Regions from separate parts of the Homo sapiens genome. Here region 2 is linked to region 1. The links are chromatin contacts, found by Hi-C or POLR2A ChIA-PET in ENCODE. All regions are on one chromosome and are shown on one strand. The core of a region is the stretch at or near the end of the contact, and the rest is flanking DNA. Distances in the headings are between cores, read along the strand shown.

What was found. Hi-C counts contacts between places; a loop is a spot of excess contacts on that map. ChIA-PET counts read pairs that join two places held with the same protein, here RNA polymerase II (POLR2A). Pooled maps may share reads with other maps.
Region 2: a loop to region 1 is called in a pooled map, with 2.4 times the contacts of the local background. The contact joins the enhancer-like site here to the promoter of RMDN2-AS1 in region 1. A Hi-C loop is called at or near these places in 3 of 37 single-sample maps with no recorded cell type and 10 of 50 pooled maps. POLR2A ChIA-PET finds 5 or more read pairs at or near these places in 3 of 52 experiments (GM12878, activated CD4-positive, alpha-beta T cell and activated T-cell).

Annotation. Positions count from the first base shown.
Region 1 is chr2:38,032,366-38,039,830 of GRCh38, forward strand. RMDN2-AS1 (RMDN2 antisense RNA 1) reads right to left here and starts at 3,976. Exons shown (of 4, transcript NR_102712.1): 1 at 3,785-3,976. It also overlaps a transcript of RMDN2 not described here. RefSeq lists a silencer at 6,232-6,301.
Region 2 is chr2:38,091,689-38,099,153 of GRCh38, forward strand. No RefSeq gene overlaps it. Among named protein-coding and RNA genes, the nearest start is that of CYP1B1, 19 kb to the left of the region's middle. Within about 2 kb of position 4,688, at least 13 of the 41 ENCODE cell types and tissues checked have a DNase peak (open chromatin) inside an H3K27ac peak, as active enhancers do.

The DNA of each region.
Region 1 (7,465 bases), core at 2,726-5,225:
GTCTGTCTCCATTTGCTGAACATTTTTGAGATTCATCTATGATATTGTATATATCAATAGTTCATTCCATTTTGTTGCTCAGTAGTATTGCATAGCTTGAATATGCCATAATGTAATTATAAATTCACCTGTTTGGGGTTGTTTACAGTTTGACATTATTATGAATAAAGCTGAAATAAACATTCACTTACAGGCTGGGCACAGTGGCTCATGCCTGTAATCCCAGCAGTTTGGGAGGCCGAGGCAGGCGGATCACCTGACATCAGGAGTTCAAGACCAGCCTGGCCAACATGGGGAAACCCCGTTTCTACAAAAATACAAAAATTAGCCAGGCATGATGGCGGGTTCCTGTAATCCCAGCTACTCAGGAGGCTGAGGCAGGAGAATCGCTTGAACCTGGGAGGTGGAGGTTGCAGTGAGCCAAGATCGCACCACTGCATTCCAGCTTGGGCAACAGAGCGAGAGTCCGTCACAAAAAATGTAAAAAAAAAAATCACATATAATTATTTCAGCAGACATGTTTTTATTTTGGGTTGGGGGCAGGGGAGGGGAGACATAAAAACCCCAAAGTGGCATTGTTGTGTCACACAGTAAGTATACATTAGCTTTATAATAAACTGCCAAACTGCTGTACCATTTTACATTCCCATTGAAAATACATGAGAATTTCAGTTGCTCCATGTTCTCGTTAACACTTGCTATGGCCAGTCTTAATCTTTAATTTTAGCCATTCTAACAGACATGTAGTAGTATCTCACTGTGGTTTATTCATAGTTCTCTGACCAGTGACGTCAAGCATCCTTTCATGTGCTCATTTGGCTTCAGTGACACCAAATTTGAAAATTCTATAGCCAAAAGCACCTTTGTTAGTTACTAGTAGATTTTTACTTTCTCTTTCTTGCCTTAACACTGGCAGTACACAAACTAGCTAAAAGTAGCTGTCCTTTCCTTCCCATCCCATGGTGAGATCATCAAAACCTTCAGAAACCCACTCTATAGAAAGTCAAGCAGACTTGACTAGATTAAGCCTATGGTCTCAGAACATTGTTGTTGGAAGGGGGATGAAAGTCATGTGTCCTTCTACCTCTCTTGCTCTGCTATACTTAAAGAAACTCCTAGTGATACAATCCCAACAATCAGTCATGAGTTCTCTGACCTTTCACAACACCATCTATGTTTCTTACATTGTTATCCAATTCTATATTTTTTGAATTGTTATCTACTCCATGTGGACACACATTCATTCTCCGCATAGATTAAAAGACTACATCTGATCTTGCTTCTGTGTTTTCATAGGGCTCAATAAATACTTTTAAAGTTGAATTGAATTTGCAATATTCACTATATAATTAAGAGAGAAAATTTGAGATCAAATTTACTCTAGATTTCAGATCAGTCATTTCATGGGAATCCAAACTTTCCATGTCCAGGAATTCATGAGATTCCTCCCCCAACCTCCTGCTCTTGTTGACAATGTAAAACAAACCACAGTTAGCCTGGGAATTATCTTTACGGAATATATCAGCATATTGTTTTGAGTTTTTGCACTGCATGTATTAATCAACCAAGAACACATGTCTTGGTTCAGTAAAAATTTGCAGAAAGCTAGGCATCCTATTAAAAGAATCTGTTGACGTTTATCCCCCCAGCTAGCTTTTCCTATTTTGTAACTACAAAGAATATTAGTGTTTCTTTACTTTTCAGAATCATCTACTCAGAAAGACTTCTAGCAGTGTCCTCGACAGGAAGTCACCACTGTGCTGAGGCAAGGCAGTGGGTCTTTAGGAGGTCAGGTTTCTTCCCACCCTTTGACTGCTCTGCCTGTAGATGTGTCAGCTCTTATCCCACTTCTGCTGAGAAGAGCATCCTTCAGCCGTGACACTAAACTTGTGTGAGGATGATGCAGAGAGGCTGGGCACAGGCCACATAGGCTCACCCTCTACCACTATCTTGGACATATTAGGTTCCTACATGATGGGGAGATCAGGAGGGCTAGGGGAGCCTAGTTATAGTTGCTTTATTGGAACTGTCTGGCATAGAAGAAGACATTCAGAGGGCAATAAAGATCAGACTTTTTCAGAGGCAAACAGGTGAACTTCCAGTGATTTATTCTTAGTTAACCAACCTTCAACCAACTGATAAGATAAACAGTATCCCTAATGCTGATCCTAAAGCATTCGAGATCCTGAAGTATCTTCAGCATTATCAAAAAGGATTAAATTGTATTGTGGTAAACAATGATATTTTAATTTTAAAAATTTATTATAATCCTCTAAACCCATGCTCTCCAAACTTTCTTATTTTATGCTTGAATCGGTTGTAAAAATTGTCATCCCCTAATATATTTATATTTATTTATTTATAAATTATACGTATTAATACCCTACTAAAATTTTCATGATAAAACATATACAAATATAAAATATTTTAAAGGGCAAGAATGTTTTCTTGATTTTAAAATTTAATAAGTAGAAATAAAGGAATACTGTTTTAATATTTAAAAAAAAGCTTTTTATCTGAGCTCATCATGCCTACTAACAAAGTATTTAGAAGCATTTATGCTGAAGTAAGGACAGGAAAAATGACACTGTCACTACTATTATTGAATATTGTTCTAGAGATACTAGCTCTAATTAGGAAAGACAAACAAATTAGAATATTTGAAAGTAATACATTAACAGAATATGGTAAGTATCATTTATGTTGGCAAATAAATTCACGTGTGAAAAACCTGAAAGAACGAACTACAAAACATTCTTCAACAATAAAAGAATAAATATATAGAAATCAGTAGCCATGACAAATACAGATGGCAGCCAGTTAGAAGGTGTACTGGAAGGTAATGCCTCATTTACCCTGAGTAAAACAAGATCAAATATCTAGGAATAAATATAAGAATCATGTCTGATAGGCAAGCAGAAATTGAAGGAACCCCAAAAGTTTGAACAAATAAAAAGACACACTATATTTTGATTAGGAAGACAGCATCCTAAAATTATCCAATATCCTTCAATTAATCTACAAATTTGATAAAATTCCAATACAAATACCAACAAGATTCTTTTTATGTTCTGAGGTTCAAATGGAAAATCAAACAAGTAAGAGTAGTTGTGAAAATACTGAAGAAGTCAAGCAATGAGGGGCAACAATACCTACCAGATAAGAAAAAATGCATAAAGCTATCATACTCAAAGAAATATGAATGAATAGACAAATCAGTGAAATAGAATATAAAGTCCATAAATACATCCTAATACACATAAAAATGTATATGATAAAAGAGGCATGTAAAATGAGTTATTCAATAAATGAGTCCCTGGAAGATAAGGAGGGTGGGAAACAGATAGGATAGGCTATGAATTATTAAGCAACTGGTTTATATCTAGTTTAACCAGCAAGATGCAGGAGCATCTTCAACTTAGTTTTCTCATAGCACCATGATGTCCACAAATCCACTTACAAGCAATAGTTCTGTCTTTCCCAATGTTACATTCCAAGCATTCACAACCGTATCTGGACACAGAAACTCTACCATGGTACCAAACAGTAATTACTCTGCAGAGGTAATAGGTGCACACACTATTTAGGTCTGAATACCACAGCAGGGAAAGGTATGCCAGCTAGGAAGGAAATAAAATCTCAGGAAAAACGAGGGCAAGTAGAAAAAAAAAAAGATAAGAGGAACTAAATAGCCTCGCTGGGCACATACTCATGGGAACCCTGCTGATGTTGCCCAACTTGAAGATAAAGAGATGCCTATGATATAGAATCATGAAGATCTCACCTCAGAGAGATCCGTGATATGTCACCCAGGAGCATCCGTCACCTGCCGGAGCACTGTACCAGGAAACCAGAGGCATGGTTCTGTGTAATCTCGAGCAAGCTAAGTGGCCATGATGAGAATGCTTCTTCCTACTGTGCCCAGCTACAGGATTTATGTAAGAATGACACGAAATGACAGATGTGAGTACACTTTGCAGCTCTGATCAGTGGTATCCTAATAAAGAAGAATTGTTAGCTTTGAGTTGAGCCTTGTTTGTAACAGGCACTCACTTCACTGTTGTTGCCTTTTATGTTCCGGAGTCCTGCATGATATGGACTCCAGGATAGCAAGAGTCCACATACCCCTCCCCAAGAGAAATTAAGCTGGGAGCCATGGAATTATCATCATCTCCTTGCCACCCTGTCCAACTGCAGGTCGTGGGAAGCTGAATTTACCCTGTGAGACTTCTGCTTCATTTACATTCATCTTGGCAGGCAGTGGTGGGTCGTGGGGAACCTGTTGAAAGCATGACAGCAATGAAGGCTTTCTTACATGCTGAACTCACATCAAAGCTCTTTTCTTCTGTGCTGACACATGTAACTCTTTACCAGTCTGATGATAACACATACAGAGACAGACCCTCGGATTCCTGCTGGGGAGAAAACAGAGCCAGAGATATGCTGTACTGAGCTGGCAAATACAGTGTTCTTTCTGTTAAAATCTGATGGGAAAGTAACTAGGCAAAAATCCATGGTGCTGGCTACGGTACAAAGATGACCAAGGCTGTCTCAGGTATCCTGGTGGCTTTATTGTCTATTTCCGGGAAAAGAGTAGGTAGGGATCAAGAGCAAAGAACATGGGAAAATGTGCTGCTTTGTCATTGCAGTTCATTTATTTCCTAGAAATTTTGGCTTCTAGGGAAAGGCAGCGTGATATAAAAAAGAAAAAGGTACTGGACTCAACCTGATTTAAATCCAGACCTGACACTTTGCTACCTGGATGAACTTGGGTAAGTGACCTAAGCTCTCTAAGCTTCAGTTTCCTCATCTGTAAAATGAGGATGAAATTTTCTATGCAAGATTTTGTAAGGAAGATCAAATAAATGGACATAAAGCAATTGACACATAAATATGGAAACGATTTCTCAGCTTTCCTCCCTGAGGGACAGAGACTCTTCAGGCTACTTAAATTCTCCCCAGACTTTTCCAAGTTGCTCTTTATCCTCATACCCTGGCCACACCACAAAAGCTGCCCACATAGAAGAACTTGGTGAAGACTTGCTGACTATTCCCCTAAATTCTGCTTGTTTAATAAACATCTGCAGAGACAGGCTCAGCAATGGGCTCATTGTGGAGAATCCCAGAAGTGTGTGGCAACACCAAAGGAATTTTATGAAAGTCCCAGGAGAGAGAAACTGTCGTTCAAGTCATCACATAGCAAACTGCCCCTAACACGTGCTGCACACACATTAGGTGGTGACTCAGTTTTGGTGTTTGACTTGAGTCTTAAAACATAGTTCAGAACCTGATGATACTTCCCTGAATTCCCATTTTTAGTGTGAAAGTGTGTTCGGCTTCCCGTTGGCTATTGGGAGCTTGAAAGAAATTCAAGGAAGGAGACCTACAAACTGCTTATAAAGGATACTGCGTGAGCTTTATGCACTTTGGCTCTTTTAATCCATTCCACAAGGCCGTGATGCCCATTTTACAGATGATGAAACTCTTTCTGAGGTTAAGTAGCTCACACGGTGCCACAGCTAGCGACTGCGTGAGCTGAGTCACATCCAGATCGTTCAGTATGAGAATTTTAAGAGAAGATAAACATGTGATTCTCTCGAAACTCGGTGTTCTGTAGCCTGCAAACCCCTCTGGAGCCTGGTGTTTGCTTTGCTTGCAAGCCTGACCTCCGAGGCTCCTGCCATCTTCCTTCCCTCTTCTCCCCTCCATTCTCCCCTTTCCCGAACCGTTTCTTTCCCCCATTCCTTCCCCATCTAAACCACAGAAAAGCACTTCCAGGCTCCATTTCAGCCAGCAAAAATCTCAAGCCCAGGGGAGGGCTTCCGGGACTTTCCACTGGAGGCTCTTAGACTTAGACGCAGCGTCCTCTCCTGGAGGGAGCGCAGCGCCCCCCGGGCGCAAGGGGGACGCGTTCAAGCGAGGGCGGACGCCGACTGCGAGTCTCTTTGTGCAGCACTTTGTCTTTCTCTCCCTTGGGGTGTTTTTGGGATTCCCCAACAATAGAATGAGCTGAGTTCTGCGTTACTGATTCAGTTATCTCGGTACAAGGCGGAAAGTGCCGGGAGGAAAACTGATACCCCGTATTGAGCAAGCTGTTTTCTGGGAAACTCCGAACTGTCTCCTGCACGGTTCAGGCCCGGTTACCGCTGCCTGCAACCCCCGCCTCGGAGCCAGCTGCGCCTGGAGCTAAAGCCTCAGCTTTTTAAGGCATGGTTTGCACTCTTTTATAGTTGCTGAGCTACGCTAGGGCCAAACCAACCACTCATCATCAACCTCTATTCACAGCATCTAGAATAAAACCTGCCACATGGCAGGCACCCAGTAAAAGCCTTTTGGAATCGGAATAGAAGGTGGGTTGATTACACTGGGTGCTTCTCACAGCCCACAGGGTTGGGACTGACAAGTATTCCGGCATTAGTAAGGGCAGAGACACTTTGGGCTGGCCAGACCTGATCCTGGGGAGGATCACTGGGTCATTTCTTGGCATCTCCCATCCCATCCCTGCCCTGATAGGTTTCGCCCCTTTCAGCACTCGGAGGGCCAGGCTGGTGGTTCCCATAGAGGTGTACCGCCTGGCAGCCAAACAGGGAAGGGTGTTCCCTTCTGCTCAGTTTTGATTTGAGCTTTGCAAGTGACAATGAAAATAATATTTTTGAGCAACAGTTTAAAAGCCAGATGCTATACACACACACACACACACACACACACACACACACACACACACACACAGAGAGAGAGATAAAATGTTCATGGATTAAGATTATATATTCATATAATTTTAACTATATTCATATGGATTAAAACTAATCCATATGATTATGGTAAAATAATTTAGTCACTTGGGATTGTCCTTATTTTACAAATGAGAAAACTATGGCTCAGAGAGGATAAGGAACTTGCCTAATTTCACTCAACCGGTGAGTCACAGAAATGGGATTCTAACTCACACTTGTCTGGTCCCGAAGCCCATAGATCAGCCTCGGATGGAAGCCAACATACAGTCTTTTCAGTTCTTCCTGGGCACCCCCAGGCACTCCATTTTCCCATTTCTCAGAAGTCGCTGACCCTTCTTTTATTTAAGGAGCACAGTCGCTGCTATCTACAGCCCCCGCTTCTCTGGGAAAATACAAAAGGTTTACATCATTTCTGCTTTGATGGGAACATTCACCCTCGCCCTGATTTTGTCATTTTTTCTGCCTTTTCACTCCTATCATTAAGTAGAAAGCCCTGACTCCACCTGGAGATAAATTAGGTTTGAAACAGAAGAAGGAAGTTGTCTCTCACTCCCTTGCCAGAAAATCACCCAGTGTCTGAGGCTGCAGAATGGGTTCCCTGAAGGTGCACATGGGGTCAGAAGGGACAGCTGGGAAGGGTGCCAGGCTGGCCCTGCCCTCCCATGAACCTAACTTTTCCAGTGTCGCCATCTGACCCAGGATGTCAAGAATCGGACCATGCCATAAGGATT
Region 2 (7,465 bases), core at 3,438-5,937, 60 kb after region 1:
TACACCGGAGTGACTTCCATGCTAGAAATCGCTTCTCTGGGTCCAGCTTACACTTAAGTGAATGGAGATGTAAAATGGAGACGATACCAGTACCGATTATGCAGAGTTGTGGTGAGGACTGAATGAACTAATACATGTAAAGCTTTTAGAAGGGTGCCTGGCATGTGGTGGGTGCTCAGGCATCATTAGCTGTTATCATTATTCTGTGGGAGGCCATTTGCCGCTGCCTTAAGAAGGCTGATCTCACAGAAACATCTGCTGTTGGCAGAAGAGCTCAGCACCAATAGCCAATTTGTGTTTCCCTCCAACTCCCAGATGGCAGCTCTGCAGCACTTTCTCCTCATCTAATTTCTCCTCACCCAGACGCGCTCCACATCAGGACCCTTAGGTAGTACAGAGACAGTTCTTTAGGCAGGGGGATGCCATGTTCCCAAAAGAGCCTGATGAGGCCATAGTAGGCCTCTTCCACCAAGCTATGCTTTCGGTCAGTCCCTCTGTGACTGTTACGGATGCTTTGTAGCCCTGTGGCAATGAGGCTCCAGGACAACACTCATGCAATTCCCTGCTGAGGAGAGTTCAGAAAACTCCATGCTGTGCAGTGCAATTGGGAGGAAACTCAAGGGAGTGCTGTCGTGGGACCTCCCGGTGGTGATTTGTACAAATGACGCAACGCTATCCAGCTTCCCAGAAAACACCGCCTTTTTTTCTTACATTACAGCTCTGAGTCAAAGTGTACTGTGGCCTCAGACCTGGGGCATACAGCCCATTTGACAGCCACAATGAGGGAAACAGCCTACTTCTGGAGCCTGTACCAGAAGGCAGAACGGGAGACTCCCAGCTCTCCCTTACTAAAGGCCAGGGAGGAAATTGTCTCGAATGCTCTCCAGTCCAAAATGGAAAGTTAGATTCAATGGTCTGTACTCTTGGGCTGACTAACCTCCGTTTTTCCTTTTCCCATTGTGCTGAGTCAGCCACGGGGGGTGGGTTGTGCATTTTAAGGGTTTGAATGCAGAAGGAAGGAAGGCTTCCCAGTTTCTGAGCCTTGAGAAGGTGGCACTGTGGCCTCCAACCAGCAGCCATGCCCCCAGGCACCTCATTCTCCTACACTATTTCAGGGACTTTCTGGTGCAATAAGGATGTGACTGAGCCCTGAGCCCCCAGGTTACCAGCCACACCCCAGTGGAATCCCGGGAGCTACGGGGTAAAATGGAATCCTCTTCCACAGCAAGTGCACAGAAGGCACTCAGGGCTGGTGGGAACCTCCATTTCTGCCCTCATTTACTCTGGACTCTGAACCTAATACCTGAGGCTTCCTGCAGCAAATCAGAGAGGTGAAGAGCAACTTACACGTATCTTTTTTTTTTTTTTTTTTTTTTTTGAGACAGGGTCTCTCTATGTTGCCCAGGCTGGTCTTGAACTCCTGGGTTCAAGGGATCCTCCTGCCTCAGCCTCCTGAGTAACACATATCACTCAACAAGGAATAAACACCACAACAATTTTGAGTACCACAGTCGGAGCACTGTGTCCTGCTAAATGTGAGGAGCATTCTCTCTGATGTTATCATCATAAGGCCAGGGCCTGTGGCTTAAGCTCCTCCGTTCCCTTAGAGTCTCCCACACCACACAACAAGTTTGGAGACAGAGAAAGTAGCTAATATTTCCCCCTAAGTGCCAGGCACTGTTTTCTATTTTTTACATTGACAGTTTCATTTATTTCTCCCAATCATCCTAAAAATATTGGTATATTTAGCCTGCTTTATATACAAAGGGATTAAGGCTCAGAGACAGTAAACTATTTGCCAAATGTCACAGAGGTTGCAAGTGAGAGGGGTCAGGATTTGAATTCAGGTCTGCAGGCACCAAAGCCCATCTATACCACACCAGTACACATTTGTTGACTCACTGCGTATCATCCTAAGTCTTACAGAAGCCCCACCCCTCTAACTACAGTAACTGTAGAGGTCTCTAGTACTGTTATGCCTATTAGGGACCTGGGCCACCCCACTGCCTTCTCCTGCCCTGTGAGCTGACTCCCTCCAGGAGCCCAAGACCACAACAAGCAAAGCCATCTTGTTGCCAGAGCCTGATGCAACTCACACCCTCTTCCTCCCCTCCCCTTGCAGAATATCCTTGGTATCTGCCCAGCAATTTAATCTCCACAATTTACAATCAAATCTTGGGATGGCTTAGAAAATCTTCCTTTAACACAGTGGCTGGAACATGCAGAGAGTTGGCATGCAGCCTCCACATGGGCTTCATGACTAGATCTGCTACACTCAAACCCATTATATTGAAATTACCATAAAATTCACACTATTCCAATCCTCAGAAATGATGGTTTTATTTAGAAGTAAGTGAGCAAAAGCAATGATTTCATAGGCCCCAGTGCCAAAATCTTAGCTCAATGTTTCTCAAATGTTTTGTTTTCAGAACCTCTTCAAAGTCTTAAAAAATATTGTAGAGTCCAAAGAACTATTGTTTAGCTAAGTATCTATCAATATTTATAATTCTAGAAATTAAAGCTGAAAAACTTATAAAATATTTGTTAGTTCATTAAAAATAATAAACCTAATACATGTTAACATAAATAACATTTTATGGAAAATAACTAGTTTCCAAAATTACAAATATTTAGTCAGAGTGGGCAGTTTTAAAAAATATTGTTACAAATCTCTTTAATTTATGACTTAACAGAAGATAGCAGGTGACTCACATCTGTTTCTGCAGAAAGACCCCCCAGTAAATTTGTAAGAGAATGAGAGTTAGAAATGCAAATAATGTTTTATTCCCACAGCTGTAACCTTGTGGGTTTCCTGGAAAGGGTCTCAGGGGCCATCCCGACGGGGTGCCTGGACCACACTTTGAGAACCATTGTCTAAACTTAAGAGTGTGTTTTTTGGGCCGGGCGCGGTGGCTCACGCCTGTAATCCCAGCACTTTGGGAGGCCGAGGCGGGTGGATCACGAGGTCAGGAGATCGAGACCATCTTGGCTAACACGGTGAAACCCCGTCTCTACTAAAAAATACAAAAAATTAGCCTGGTGTTGTGGCGGGCGCCTGTAATCCCAGCTACTCAGGAGGCTGAGGCAGGAGAATGGCGTGAACCCCGGAGGCGGAGCTTGCAGTGAGCCGAGAGAGCGCCACTGCAGTCCGGCCTGGGCGAAAGAGCCAGACTCCGTCTCAAAAAAAAAAAAAAAAGTGTGTTTTTTGTTTGTGTGTGTGTGTGTGTGTGTGTGTGTGTGTGTGTGTGTGAATGTCTCTTCATCCAAGAAAAATCTAAATGGGCTATTGTCTTGGCGTAGGAAGTAGGTGAGGGTGCGGTGGATTTCAGAAAAAATAATGTCCCAGTTACTGATTTTAAGAGAATAGCCCTGAGACAAGTGTGGGCGCATTGAAACACCACTGCAACCCTCTAAACTATTGCAGAGTTGCCACCACCAGGTGTCTGGCTAGAAAGATGTCATCTTCCCAAGACAGCTACCTGCCCAGATGATGTACCTTAGCCCCAGGAAGGAGGAGGAAGAAGAGGCAGACAGAATGATGCCCAAACCCCTGCGGCCCGGAGACGAGGTAGTGCCTGAGTCAGGAAGCTGGGAGAGCCCAGCTCAGTGGAAGAGGCATGTGGATCCTGGTTAGGTGTGAAGCCAGGAGGGCTTCTTAGCCACAGCCTGAAATCGAAGCCCAGGATCGAGCCACAGTCTGAAATTTTTGGATCGCAGCTCTGCCAATTAAACCAATGGTAACAATAATAATGTACTGTCATATATGTAAGAACTGCCATATATGGAGCATTTTGAGCCAGGCAATGTGCCAAGCACTTGACAGAAATCATTTCATTAATCCCACACAGCCAACCCTTTGAGATAACCATTGCCCTCATCCCTTTTTTACAGACAAATAAAGCAAGGCAGGAAGAGTTGGAATTATCAATCAAGGTCACACACACTATGTTGGTTGAGCTGAAATTTGAATTCAGTTCCGCCGGGCTGCAAAAACTCTCTGCTGCTTCCCAGCTGCACCAGCTAGGCAAACTCCTGCCAGAGGAAATCTCACAGTTGGAGTGCAGTAGGCATAGATTTCTCCTACTTAACTGGGGGGAGGCTGTAGTCACAGCGAAGGGAATATTATTGTGTCCCATGGGAAGAAACATGAAGACGGAGTGGACGCTTCATTCCTACTCCAATCAGCCATCTGGAGGGTTCAGGGCTGAACTGTAGTGGGGGCATCACAAAACTTAGGGAGGTGAGGAGCCTCCCTTAGGGAGGTGACAGCCTGAGTACATGGCCCCCAAGCTTTCAGATCCCTTCCTGCACCCCTCCCCACCTAGCTCTGCACTTGGCATTGTTGCTACTAGCCAGGAAGTCTGAGATCTGCGCAAACCCCGCCCTTCCCCGCCGCCCCCGTAAGCACTACCGTCCCTTCAAAGTTCAGACGTGGGGTCCTTTGGAGCCCTGCTCCCTAGAGGGTCGCCTGGCACATGGCCACCTCCACATCCCGCCCCTTCTGAGCTCAGCCTCCCAGAGGTGTGAACTTCTTACAAACACACACTATCACCCAATTCCCTGGAAAAACAAACAGGACAATTGTGTGAAAATTCCATTCTAAGGCATCCTCCCTTCTCTGTAACCAGAGGCTCCAAGGAGTTCAGCATAGCACGAGCTTTTAATTTGCGTGCAGACAAGCACAAAAGGCACAACCGGATATACCTGTTATTTCCCAATGACCTGAGAGCCCGAAGTTTATGTTAAGCCTTGGGTTATGGCACAGCTTGCACGCAAGGCCCTGCAGCTCCTGCAGGCAATTGAGAGGTGGTGGTGTACAGGACAGAGGAACAACTCTGAAGTGACAGCACATAATTTAATTCCCCCTAAGCTTTCCAAGCATGCAGACTGTTCCTTTTTTGTCAGCGTATAACCTAAGTGATTTGTTCTACTCAGGCAAGAAATGTCTAATTTAAACCACATTGCAGCTAAGCCCTTAGTGAAGAAGGAGAACTCCTTGAGGCTTAGCCGTGCGTGGTTAGGCTGGTGGTAGCTGAGGCAAAGCAGACCTCTTTCAGCCCCTGTATTTCTTACTCAGGTCATGACTGGAGATACGTGGGTTGGGGGGCTCTAATCACCACACTCACTCTTCTGTCTCACACTTCATCCCTCGTGAATGGGTTTAGTTTTAGTAAGAATGTTTACAGGAGAGTGTTGGCTACATGTCCCCAACATCCCGGGTTTGAGTCCCATCTGAGCCACCAGGAGTTGGGTGACTTCAGGGAAACCTCTTAAACTCTAACCATTGTTTTTTCTTCTCTGAGAAACAGGACAAATCGGTAGTGGGGGTGCACAGATTGGCACATTTTCGTGGCAAGCGATCTGGCTTAGGAAGCAAGAGATCTGTGCTCCAGCCTAGCTTTGTTCCCAACTAGCAGTGGATTTGCAGCAAGGAACTTTTCTCTGGGCCTCAATTTCCTCATCTGTAAAATAAGCAGGCTGGATGAAATGGTCTTTGAAGTTCCTTCAGCTATAAAATACTATGTATGTCTTAAATCACTTGGAGTTTGACAAAATAATAGTTATAATAATTTTAATTATTATTGTGATTTCTTCCTACAATCCCAAAGATTTCACTAGCCATGCAAATCTTTTAAAATTCTTCTTTAAAAGTACTTTTCTTGGCCTTACTGACATGAAGCAAAGAAGGATTCTAGGCCCCCAGATGGTAGGATTTGGGGTAGACATTCTGTGTCTGTCTCATTCCCCATGGAATTATCAAATTTCCCCCCTAGCCACGCCAGACTGCTAAATGGTCTCTAAGTATAGCCTACATTTCAAGGCTGTTTCCTCAGCCAAAAATGCCCCTTCTCCTTGTCTGCTGTGAAACTCCCTTCCTTTTACCCTCCTCTTTCCATTATGGGACAGTTTTCTCTTCTGGGCTCCCTTGAGCACTTCACACTATTATTCCATTGACTTCATGCTGTTATTTTTGGTTTTGTATTCAATATATCTTTGCTCAACTAGACCCTCAGGAACTCTGTCATCTGTACCACCCAGCCTCTCCTTCCCAGCCTTCCCCAGCACCTGGTACACATTCATGGAAGAATTAACTTTTGAACCCTGTGGATTTCATCACAATAGGATAAGAATGCTGCATGGGTTTAGGATAGACGTTCACAATCTGAGATGAGCAGTGCTAGCCCCAGTCCCCAAAGGAAACCTAGTTAGGGTGGTGATTAGAGACATTTTGAACAATTACTTCAGGAAAGGATCAAATTCATTGAAAAGCTGCTTATCTTAGTGAAAATGTTGTAACTGTGGAAAGACATAAAAGACAAAATGTTCATAACTGTATCCTTGGAAGTGCCTTTCTTTAAAGAATAGGAATCATCTCACCAAAGTATTTGAAGAAGAATGTGTGTGGTTGTTTGCATGTAGCTGCCTATACTTAAGAATGTTACATATTTCATTTCTCCCAGGATCACTCAGCCTAAGAGAAGAATTCGAGGTTACTTTTAGGGAGGAAAGGACACTTACACTGGGAATTCAATCGATGGTAGTTAAGCGTCCTTTTTCTTTAATAATTGGGATAAGTATGACACATACAACTTTACATAGCATGCTCGGGGAGTGAGGAGAGAAGCTAGAGAAGACTGAGATGAGTGAAATGCAGGCTTGATTGAGAAACTAAGCAGAATTTCTACTAACAGTGAGGATTGAGGGAGAAGCGTTCCTGTAATGGAGGGGAAATGAATAAAACCTCGACTCCCAGCTCGACAGGGACCTTTCTTCTCCTAGCCAGCTGGAATGCAAGCTTTAAAAAAAAAGGAAGTGTGGGGAGGGCTATTTTTTTTAATAAGACGTCTCAGAAATGATCATGAACACAGTAAAGCTGGTTTTCAAAAAAGGAAAGTGAGAAAAGTAGTGACAACTTGAAGCTGGTAGTTGAGGAAGAAGGAGAACTTCTGAACCCATGAAGAGAGTATACCCGGTTTGGGTGGGCAGGACTCCAAAGCCTTTAGGATCGATGGACCAGAACAGAGAAATGAAAATGCAACAAGAACAGCTGTGGGGAAAAGGCAGAAGGGGGGTAGGAAGCGAAGAGGGTGTGTACTTTTCCTTTCTGATCTGAGAAAGGGAAATTTTGTGCTGGGAAGAGTTACGCGGGAGGAGGAAGGAAAGGCGCCAGGAATGCCTGGAAGGTATATGATGTCTGACCTTATGATCTCTTGCAACAATTTCTACACCGATTGTGTCCCTTCACCTCTGCTCTAAAAATGTGGTTAGGTAAATATCTGTTTTATTAACATTGTGAGAAATTAGCCTCGTTTACAGAATTCCACAAAACAACTTGCAATAATGAGAGGCTGCTAGGATGTAGGTGATACTAGGAGAAGCAATGCCTTGTCTGAACCCCCAGGGCTCTGGAGGCACCGCTTTGGGTTTAAAATCTTTCCTTAGTGACCTTGAACGTAATGAAATA